2 separate regions of the Mus musculus genome follow, and region 1 is linked to region 2. A link is a loop called in an ENCODE intact Hi-C map of the cell type or tissue named here. Cell type or tissue: left cerebral cortex. All regions are shown on one strand. Region 1 holds the start of Camk2b (calcium/calmodulin-dependent protein kinase II, beta). Region 2 overlaps Camk2b (calcium/calmodulin-dependent protein kinase II, beta).

Region 1 (5,000 bases), 63 kb after region 2:
ATTATCCTAGTTTGTTTAATGAATAAAATAAAATGTTGAATCTTGCTGGTCTCAAATGGGGTCAGAGTGTTGGTTGTCAGGGGGAGGTGATGAGACGAAGTGACATTTCCACAGAGGGAATGTGGACAGGGCCCTGGGTTTGGAAATGGGCAAAGATGGTGTGACAAGCCACTAGCTGGAGGACAGGCATGGTCGTCAGGAGCCTGGGGTCTGAGGAAAACACAAGGTAGCCAAGATTCCGCCAGCTGAGTGACAATACCTCTAAATCCCAGAACAGGGCAGCTTCATCGGCTCCAACAAGCAGAACCAGATTTCAGGACAAAGTCCCTGATGGGCACCTGGACCTTTCCTAAGAGGTGGAGCTGCTCTGTACCCCTGAAGCATCTCCCCAGTAAACTAACTAGCCATGACCACAGGGCCAGCATGCTAACACAAGAGGTGCCCCGGAGAGTTAGCAACTGTCACCAGAACAGAGTCCGGCAGCAGGCATGCAGATGTATTCTTAGCTCCCAGCAAAGTAGGTTATGGTATAAAAATACCATTAAATAGTAACTAAACTAGCGTCACCTTAGTGCGCATCTTGCCAGCAAAGCCAGCATGTGCGATTTCTTTTTAAATTACCCTATATTAGAGAATCAAGACCAGGGCTCATTCTGGAGAGCAAGCCACCCGGCAAAGGCCAGAGGTCCAATTACCCCTTCCCCTCAGGTGACGTGAGACCCACTCTGCTGCGCCCTGAGCCTCGGCCCCAGGCAGGGGTCCCAGCTCCTGCTTTCATGTGAGTGGTCCAGTCCCAGGGAGAGCAAGACAATGCTGAACAGAGTAGGTGAAAGGGGGTGGGGGGTGGGGCAAGCAAATTGGTGGGAGGGGGAGGGTAGCCCTAGCAAAGGCCAGGAGGCAGATTGTGCCTGGGGTTCTCCAGGGCAGGAAAGAGAAAGCAAACATGCAGCAAGAACAAGATTTCTCCTGTACCCAGTCCCAGGACAAGGAAGGTCCCAAGTTTATCAACTACCCAGCAGGTCACCCAGTCAGAAGAACCAACAGCTGATGACAACGATCCTGGACAGTGGGCAGCACCTGCTCTGGATGGTGGCTGGGGATGGGAGATGGCGCCAAGGACACTTAAGGTCAGGTCTAGGCCCATGGGGGCAGGGCCCAGAATGGCGGGAACTCTCTGGGCTGAAGGTCAAAGGTGATCTCCACAGCCCAAGCTTGGTCAGGTAGTGAGTAACCTTAGGCACTACTATAAGAATACCAAAGCCAAGGCGCCCATGCTCTCTCCCCCAAAGTAGGAGTGTCCATGAACCCTAAATTATATACAAAACTTACGGAAGTCTCTAAGGAGACCACCTATATTTTATTAAGACAACCACTCTCTAAAAGTGGAAAATTCACATGCGTTAACGCAGAACTTTCAATCATTTTGCACCCACTATCATTTCGTACCTGCCAAAGGCAGGGCCAGTGCATTGGGCTCACAGCCAGTGGAAGTGGGCAAGCGTTGCCATGTGTAAACCCTACCACCAGTGACAAACACCAAAGCAAATCTCACTCGTGTGCCAGTCAACATGCGCACAGCATTGGTCATGTGACCAGAGAGACTAGGAGGCAGCCTAGCTCTCCGTAAGGAACAGGGTGGGTGATAGATACGTGGTGCTCGTGCCACGATCACCATGTGGCAGTCAGGGCCGCTGCCTGTCAGCACCTTGTGTGTCTGCAAGACTATCCTGACCAAGAGCACAGTTCTGGAATCTTACAAAGTTACAAGAAAATGGGGAAGAATCCTAGTGTTGATAGGGATCTTTGTGTCTGTGCAAGTGCGACAAAGAGACAGAAGAAAATGGGCTCTTTAGTATTTATTTGTAGTAATTACTTGCTATAATTTTGAGACAGGACTGAGGTAAAACGATGACTCCGTTTTAGTTCTGGGTAGAAGAGACACCACTGGTTATCGCTCCTGGGGTCTCTGAGGTTTTCAAACGCATCCAATAGGAGATCATTTAAACCACACCAAGGCTGGTCCACATAGACTGATGGTGTCCCCCACTTTGCACTGTGCTTTCTCCTGGGGCCCTGAGTTCACAGCGTGTCCGCAACCCAGCACATGAACCACGAGGCAAGAACTAGCTACAAAGAAAGACACACATTGAGGTGCCTCGAGGGCTGGACCCCCGAGAGCCATTCTCCTCAGACACCCCATCTGCTGCCCGGGCCTGAGGGGAAAGTCCAAAGCTGCCACTAGAGAACCAAGAGCAGCTGTGGGCCTGGGTGCAGCCCTCCGGCCAAGCAGGGGACTTCAGCATCTCCTGACCCGGTGCCAGGGGCGACAGCTTTAAATAAACTTGGATGTGTCTACCTGGGGCCCTGAAGTAGTACCAACTGTGCTGTAGGCAGGCACCAGCAACCACTAGTGATCATGGCCAACATGGCTACTGGGGGAGCTGAGTTCCCACAGTGTATCTTGAGGGTCCCATCCCCTTCATCCTTCCTTGCCCATTCCTGGGGACTGGCACCTAGCAGGCTCCACCAAGATATGCTGGGCTGAGCTGACTGTCCCTGACTGGAGTGTCTCCTCCACCCCAGCACCTGAGGAGCCTCCCCACACTTGGGTGAGTGGCCATTCTTTTGTGCCTAGGAAGGAGCTGGTAGTGACAGCCCTCACTGGTGTCTACCGCAAATGTCACCCTCCAGCGGCCGTTCCCCAGCGGGGGTGCTGCTGGCCACCTTATGTTGCTGCTCGGCCCAGGACAGCGCCCACCAACGGGGAAAACTAGCCCACCTAGGTGGTCTGTAGGTTACGGGCTCCTCATGTGGACTGCTCAGAAGATACCAAGAGGCCTAGGGTGGGAGACAAGCCCCTGGGCATACAGGAGAAGGTGACAAGAAGGTTCCCTAGGAAGGAGAGGCTTCCCACTGCTGCCACCTGCCCTGGCAGCACACAGCTGTGGGGGGATGAACCTGGCTCGGAAGAGCTCTTCGAGGCATCAGAGGATCTGTGAGCTGCAGGGCTGGCCCCCATAACCCCGAGGCTGCCTTAGCTCCACCTGAGGACTCCCCAGCCCACCACCTCTTCCTCACAGAGCATGCCCCCACAGGCTACTGGAAGGTTCTTCAACGCCTGCAAGCGTGAGGCACAGCGCTGAAAGGGCGCTGAGCTCTCCAGGCTGGGATGGCTGTCCGGGTCCACCCAGCCTTGTTCCTTCCCATCCAGTATAGACTTCCTCCTGTCACTCCACTTGGCTCCTCACCCCCGCCCCCCAAGACCTGACCCAAATCCTGTTGGCACGTGCAGGAAGGAGTGGGGAATGCACACACCCCCACACTCCTCCAGCGGGGCACTCCACAATTATCAGTGATCAGCGTCCCTCGCCCACCACAAGCTTTCAGACGCTTTTTCAGTAAAGGGAAAAAAAGGATTTGCGGCTGGATGTGTAAGAGGAAATCTCGCCAGCGCCCCCACGGCACAAGACGGATGGGGGAGGGGAGAGGGAGTGGGAAGGAAGATCCAGCTCTGGAGTTAAGCAGCCAGCACCTAAGGATGCCCCTGCAGTCACCTTAAATCACAGAGGGAAGCCCCAGGCCCCTGAGGGGCTTCGCTGTTTCTGAGACCCTAGGACAAAGCCAGGTCTGGACGTTCACAATCATAGCTTCACCCCCATATTGCTTGTACTGCGGAGCAGCGTCTTGGCGCCAGGGCACCTGTTCCCCACGAGGCCCTACTAGAAATACGCCTTTAGAGTCCCTCCCCTCAGCCCTCCCACCACAGGAGGAAAAAAAAAAAAAAGGTCCAGAAGCCAGCCTCTCTCTGCCTCGATGACCCTGAAATCAGAGGCCCAACTGGTTCCCTGTCTCTCTCTCCTCACTCTCTCACCCCCACCCCCACTCCACGGCCTGATCCTGGCTCTCTGACCTCGTCCACCCCCTCCAAGTTCTTGTTTCCAGAAGAATCTGGGGGGAAAATCCTCTAGAACCCAGATTCCCCAAGGGACCCAAGGCAGAAGCTGCTCCCACGCTGCTCCCCCAAAGCAGATGGGGCCACGCGAGGAGCAGGCGCGGAGCGGGTCCGCTACCGCTGCCGCCCGCCTCTCGGGTGGGGGTGAGGACAGCGTGCCCACACCGGAGACGACCCCCTGAGGCCATGACCGACCCCTCGGGCACTCTAGGCCTGGCAGCCGCCCCCGGGTGCCGCTCCTCTCTGACCTCCCCGCCGCCAAATGCGTCACGTCTGCCCGGCGCTCGGGGGACACCTGCTGCCGCCCCCGCCGCGCCGCGTCCATGTCCCTGAGTCCCGGTCCCCGCTAAGCTATGGCACCCGGCAGGGCCGTAAGCACTGCGGTGGAGGAGCGGGGCCCAGAACCCAAGGCACGGGGGTCGGGGCTGCACGGGGCTGTGCGCTTGGGCCCGCAGCTGGAAGGAGCCGGGGGCGCGCGGGGCCGCAGTGCGCGCGAGGCGGGCGGCGATGGGGTCCCTGCTCCCCGGGGTCTGCGGACAGCCCGCGCGCGCCGAGGCTCTTACTTGCCAATATCCTCGTATAGCTGGTACTCGTCGGTGAAACGGGTGCAGGTCACCGTGGTGGCCATGGCGGTGGCGATCGGGCTCGGCGTGCGCTCGGCTGCGCTCGGGCGGCGGCGACTCCGGCTCCCGCTCGCGGGCACGGCGGCGACACGGGCGCGGGCGCGGGAGACACCTCGGCTCGCGGCGCCGGGCGGGGGCCGGGCTGGGCTGCGCCGGGCGGCGAGCGCACGCGAGATCTGCTCGCTCTGTCCCCGCCAGGAGCGCGCCGCACACCTACGCGCGCAGAGGCGCGGGCGCCGCTGTCGCCGCCGCGCCCGCCCCGCCCGCCGCCCCTTGCACGCGCCTCACTCGCACCGTACACACGCCTGCACCCGCACACTCACCGCACCCGCGCCTTGTACCTGCACTAGCGCCCGCGCCTGCACGCGCACTGCGCCCGCACCCTGCACCCGCACCGCGGCTCCCCTCGCATGCCCGTCGCGCCC
Region 2 (5,000 bases):
CTCTTGCCACGATGTCTTCAAAGAGCTCCCCACCAGTGACCCTACAAGGAAAGCACATGGTCACCAATCCTGAAGATCCTCATCACCTGATACCCCATCACTGTCACCACCATTATCTATCATCACCACCGCCACCACTGTGAACACTGTCACACCACCACTGCCACCATAACCACCACAGCCATCACCATGACCACCACAGTCACCACCATCACCATGACCATCACAATCATTGCCATCACCACCACCATGGCCACCACAGTCACCACCATCACCATGATCACCACAGTCATCGCCATCACTGCCACCATGACCACCACAGTCATGGTCATCACTGTCACCATGACCACCACAGCCACTACTATCATCACCACCATGGCCACCACAGTCATTGCCATCACCATCACCATGACCACCACAGTCATCACCATCACCACCACCACATTTATCACCATCACCATGGCCACCACAGTCACCACCATCACCATGGCCACCACAGTCATCACCAGTACCACCACCATGACCACCACAGTAATCACCACCACTGCCATCATGACCACCACAGTCATTGCCACCACTGCCACCATGACCACCACAGTCATTAATTACCACCACTGCCACCATGACCACCACAGTCATTGCCATCACTGTCACCATGACCACCATAGCCACCACCATCACTGTCACCATGACTACCACAGTCATCACCATCACCACCACCATGACCACCACAGTCACCACCATCATCATGACCACCACAGTCATCGCCATCACTGTCACCATGGCCACCATAGCCACCACCATCACTGTCACCATGACCACCACAGTCATCACCATCACTGTCACCATGGTCACCACAGTCATCACCATCACCGTCACCACTTCCTCCATCACTGTTCTCATGCCATCTTCATTATATCACCATGACCATCACCATAGCTGCCATCATCACTAACACCTCATCATTGCTACTGCCACCAATGCTACTGTTACCTTCACCATTGTCATCGCTGCTACCATCTCACCACCATGACTACCATCACCATTCCATCACCATACCATCATTACCATCATCTCCATCCTTACACACACACCCCAATAGTGACAACTTATCAAAGGCATACTCGTTCACCATCATGGAATGCTTCCTTCTTCACACCTGTTTCCCGAGAAAACTGAGTTTCTTTACACCTAAGTGGGCTTCACACGTAAGCACATGAGTTTGCAGAGCCAGGGCTTCCCAGGGTTACACCCAGCTTTGTGAACCTTAATCCTAGGTCTGAGACTATCTGGCTCCCCCTATTCAATGCTCTGCTCTCTTGAGCCAGATCTGGGCCATCACAGAGTGGATTTAGTGCCTGTATCTGGCCTCCATGGTGGGCTGAGGGCTTGAAAGACTTGAATTCCTGTCCCCATGAAACCATAGACAACATAGGTAGTGTACTCTGCCCACACACCCTCCTGCCCTTTGTCTCTGTCCATACATCAAATGCCCATGGCAAAGCAACACTGTAAATGTGTGGTTTGCACATATGTGGACCAGGAGAGTCTGTCCAGCAGTAGCCCATGTAAGGGGCTGTTATCCCCAGTGCTGTGTGATCGACAGTTTGAGTCTTGACACAAAATTCTTGAACCAGGCTTTGAAAACTCAAGTCTGGGCAGAAAAAATGGTGTAAGGCCAATGTATCTTGGTGCAAAACTGTAGTTCAAAGGATAGCCTTGGTTTGCCAGATCTGTGCCAGGGCAAGGCTCCCTGAGTTACTGCATGTGTTCAGGCACTGATGCTTTGGTGTGTGGGCACCAGGGTCATCTCTTGGTCCAGAGTCACGGGACAGGAAGCTGGGCCTCTACTGAGCTGGATGCCATGCGCGGTCACTGTTGCAAGCTCTGCTCTGTAACTTCCATGGTGTGTATCGGCCACCTCCCCAAACCTGCAGGGCTCTCAGCTGACAAGGCCTTGAGGCCTACTGGGGGGCTACCAAACCACCTCAGAACCTGCAACCCTGGAGGCTCTGGAGGTATGGGGGGAGGATATTTAGACCTTCTGTCCAGACCCACCTCCTCAGTCTCTCCCTGCAGCTGTCTGCCTGGCATGTGCTGAGAGGTCTGAGAGATAAATGTGTCACATATACACATCCCTCCCTCCCCCACCCTCTCTTTCCTTCTTGGCTCCTGAAACAAGTGCAGCCATCCACTGGTCATCATGACCACCCTCAGCCCACAGACCTCTGTTTCTTGAGAAGAAGGGTGGTAAAGGTGATTTTGGGGCACACAGGGGGAAAGAGAGCCCACCCCACCTCAAGCCACAGGACTGGTGTCTCAGCCCAGATTCAATCAGACTGCAGCCTGTTATCTAGCAGATCACTCTAGGCAGGGTCTTGTGGCTCACACAGGGGTAGCTGAGAAGTAAACAAACCCCATGCAGGGGCAGCCTAGCTCTTCACCGGAAGATGCTACAAGGCAGAGGATGCTAAGGCCTGCATGCCCAACGGCCCAGACATCTGTCAGGCTGTTTGAGGGAGGAAGGGCTAAGAGGTGGCCCTAGGAAGGCTCCTCCTGTTCCCATTCAGCCTGTTGCTCAAGGGCAGCCAGAGGGCATGGGGTAACCATGGTAACGGTACCAGAGCCAGGTTTCCCTGGCTGTGCAGTCTGGAGGCCACCAGGACAAGCCAAAGCCCCTGGGCCCCCACCCAGCCCAGGGTCCTGCAGCAGCCCTGATTCACAGACAGCTAAATATAGTGCTGCTTAGCAGGGGCTGCCAAGAGTAAAGGGAGATGAGATCATCGCTTCTAAATCCGGCAGGAAGTGAGAGGCGGAGTTGGCCCCGAACGCCTTCTCACTCAGCTACTGCACACACACACACTCATGCAAGCACACACACACACTCATGCAAGCACACACACACACACACACACACACACACACACACACACACACACAGAGGCCTGTATCTCCAAAACATACCCAATCACACTTCGAAAACAGACATGCATGTACACTCATGGACTTTACACAAAGCATCTCTGTGCTTGCTCTAAGCTCTACACATATGCATGCACATGCATCCTTCCACCCTCACTTACAAACACGCATGCTCACATCAGCTAGCTGCGCCCCCAACCCAGCATGGCAGGCCTCAGAATGGAGGGAAGTGAATGGCTGCTCTCCCTGGTCTTCCCTCCACTGTCCCAACCGACAGGTTTTCTGCAGAGTTGGCGTCCTCAGCATGTCACACTCAGACTGGGTAAAAACCCATGCACAGCCATATCAGCGCTGGCTAGGCTGCGTGTGGCTGGGAATGAGGTGACCCCTGCAGAGGTGCACTCGGAGTGTCCTGATGTGGGGACAGGCCTGCTCCTGAATCTGAAGAGGCTGTGGGCCCCATGCTGGGAGTGAAAGAAAGGTGAGGGTCCTTGGATTTGGCACTTACAGATCGAAGACCAGGTAGTGGAAGCCCTCTTCAGAGATGCTGTCATGGAGGCGTACTGCAGGGACAGAGAAGTCGTGAGGAGCAGGAGGTAGCCCAGGATATTCCCTACTGCCCACCGCCACCCTGTCAGGGCCCACCCAGCACCCGTGCTGCACGCCTGGGGCAGGGAACTTGTCTCTGTGGCCCACAGGGTCTCCCCCAAGACAAGATGGCTGCCTGGGTCTGGGGGAAGATATGAGCTGACTTGAGGTGCTGCATGCTGAGCCTGAGGGAGCATCACGGAGCCCTGAGGGAGCACCATAGAGCCCTGAGGGAGCACCATGGAGCCCTGAGGGAGCACCATGGAGGTCTAGGCAGCACCTTGCCCTTCCACTGGCCCCTTTCTGTTCTCCTATTTCCCCTACCATCGGGAAACACAGCAAAGGCTCACTGCTGAGCCCTAACAGGAGCCATGTCTTCAAGGGAGAGGTTTCTGCAAGAAACAAACCGATTTTCCTGTCCTCAGCAGGACAGGGCCTCCACTGAGAAAGATTACCAGGTGAGGTATATTTCAGAGGCTCAGACAGTTTCCCTCTCTCTGGCCCTATTACCACACCAGTTGCTGAACTTGTATTCAGTCCTGTCTGGCCTGGGCTGGGGCTGATGGGCTCTGAGGAATGATGGCGATGGTGGGAGGGAGCTGCCAGGTCTCGGCTTGGGGCTGCACTCTGCACCAAGCAGTAAAGATTTTCTAGGAATGAGTCACTCTGGGCCCTGCTCTCCCACCTGCAGATCCTGCCCTTTGCTAGAACAGCAATGCATGCCAGGGCTGTTCTGAGCACCTTGCTCACCAACCACCCCTGCAGGCTGCAGAAAAGGGATCGGCACAGAGAGGTTGCCAAGCAGCAGAGGGCACACAGCCTACAGTGAGTCTGTGGGAGCAGGGGTCTGGCTCCAGCGAGTGTGCTGGACTAGTCCTGGCCCTGGTGCTCTTGGGAGCTTAAGTTCTTGCTGTATTCCACCACCCAAGACTGGGCCACGAGGCTGGAGAGTGAAGAGCAGCTACCTTCTCCCTGGTCCCACAGGACTCCAGGACCTCAGGCAGAAACAGCCCACACAATTCCTGCTCCTGGCACCCTCCTCTCTGTCCTAGTTTCTAGCTAGCTGCTGGCACCCTCCTTCCTGGCACTAGACTTCCCAGGCGCCATTCTGATAGTATCCTTATGCCTAGGAACTCCGATCTGTCCTGTGCCCCAACTTGGTTTCCAGGCGCCTTAATCCCATGATGCATTTCACCTCATGTATACCTTTAGCACGCCAGGCCCCAGGCCCTCAATAGAGAGAGGAAATGGGATACCTGCTGTGGCCACCACAGTAGCCGTGTGAATTGGGAAGGACACCCCACTTACCTGAGCCCAGTCTGCAGCTCTGTAAGATGGAAGAACCCCCTGTCTGTAGGGTGCTGTAAATTGTGCTCCTATGTGAAGCAGTGAGCAATCCCTGAGCCACAGCCCTATGTCTGTCACTGTTGTCACTGTGGTATAACAAACACCAGATGACTGAGGCTCAGAGTCTGAGGCCACTTAGGGAC

What was found. A loop is a pair of places that touch in the nucleus more often than their neighbours do. Peaks named below come from ENCODE experiments on the same cell type or tissue, not always from the same donor. Only the 100,000 strongest peaks of a DNase experiment are listed, where the experiment ranks them.
Region 1: it touches region 2 in a loop (5-fold over the local background); 4 of 42 quality-filtered maps call a loop at or near these places.

What each region holds. Positions count from the first base shown.
Region 1 is chr11:6,060,959-6,065,958 of GRCm38, forward strand. It overlaps Camk2b (calcium/calmodulin-dependent protein kinase II, beta), which reads right to left and starts at 4,790. Exons shown (of 21, transcript NM_007595.5): 1 at 4,516-4,790. The coding sequence starts at 4,580. In left cerebral cortex, no CTCF peak of the experiment used is centred here; DNase peaks (open chromatin) are centred at 572, 1,642, 2,631, 3,446 and 3 more places; H3K4me3 peaks cover 3,575 bases; H3K27ac peaks cover 2,374 bases.
Region 2 is chr11:5,997,908-6,002,907 of GRCm38, forward strand. Camk2b (calcium/calmodulin-dependent protein kinase II, beta) reads right to left here. Exons shown (of 21, transcript NM_007595.5): 4 at 3,431-3,485; 5 at 1-41. Among named protein-coding and RNA genes, the nearest start is that of Ykt6, 45 kb to the left of the region's middle. In left cerebral cortex, no CTCF peak of the experiment used is centred here; DNase peaks (open chromatin) are centred at 2,130, 2,755, 3,438, 4,537 and 1 more place; H3K27ac peaks cover 3,532 bases.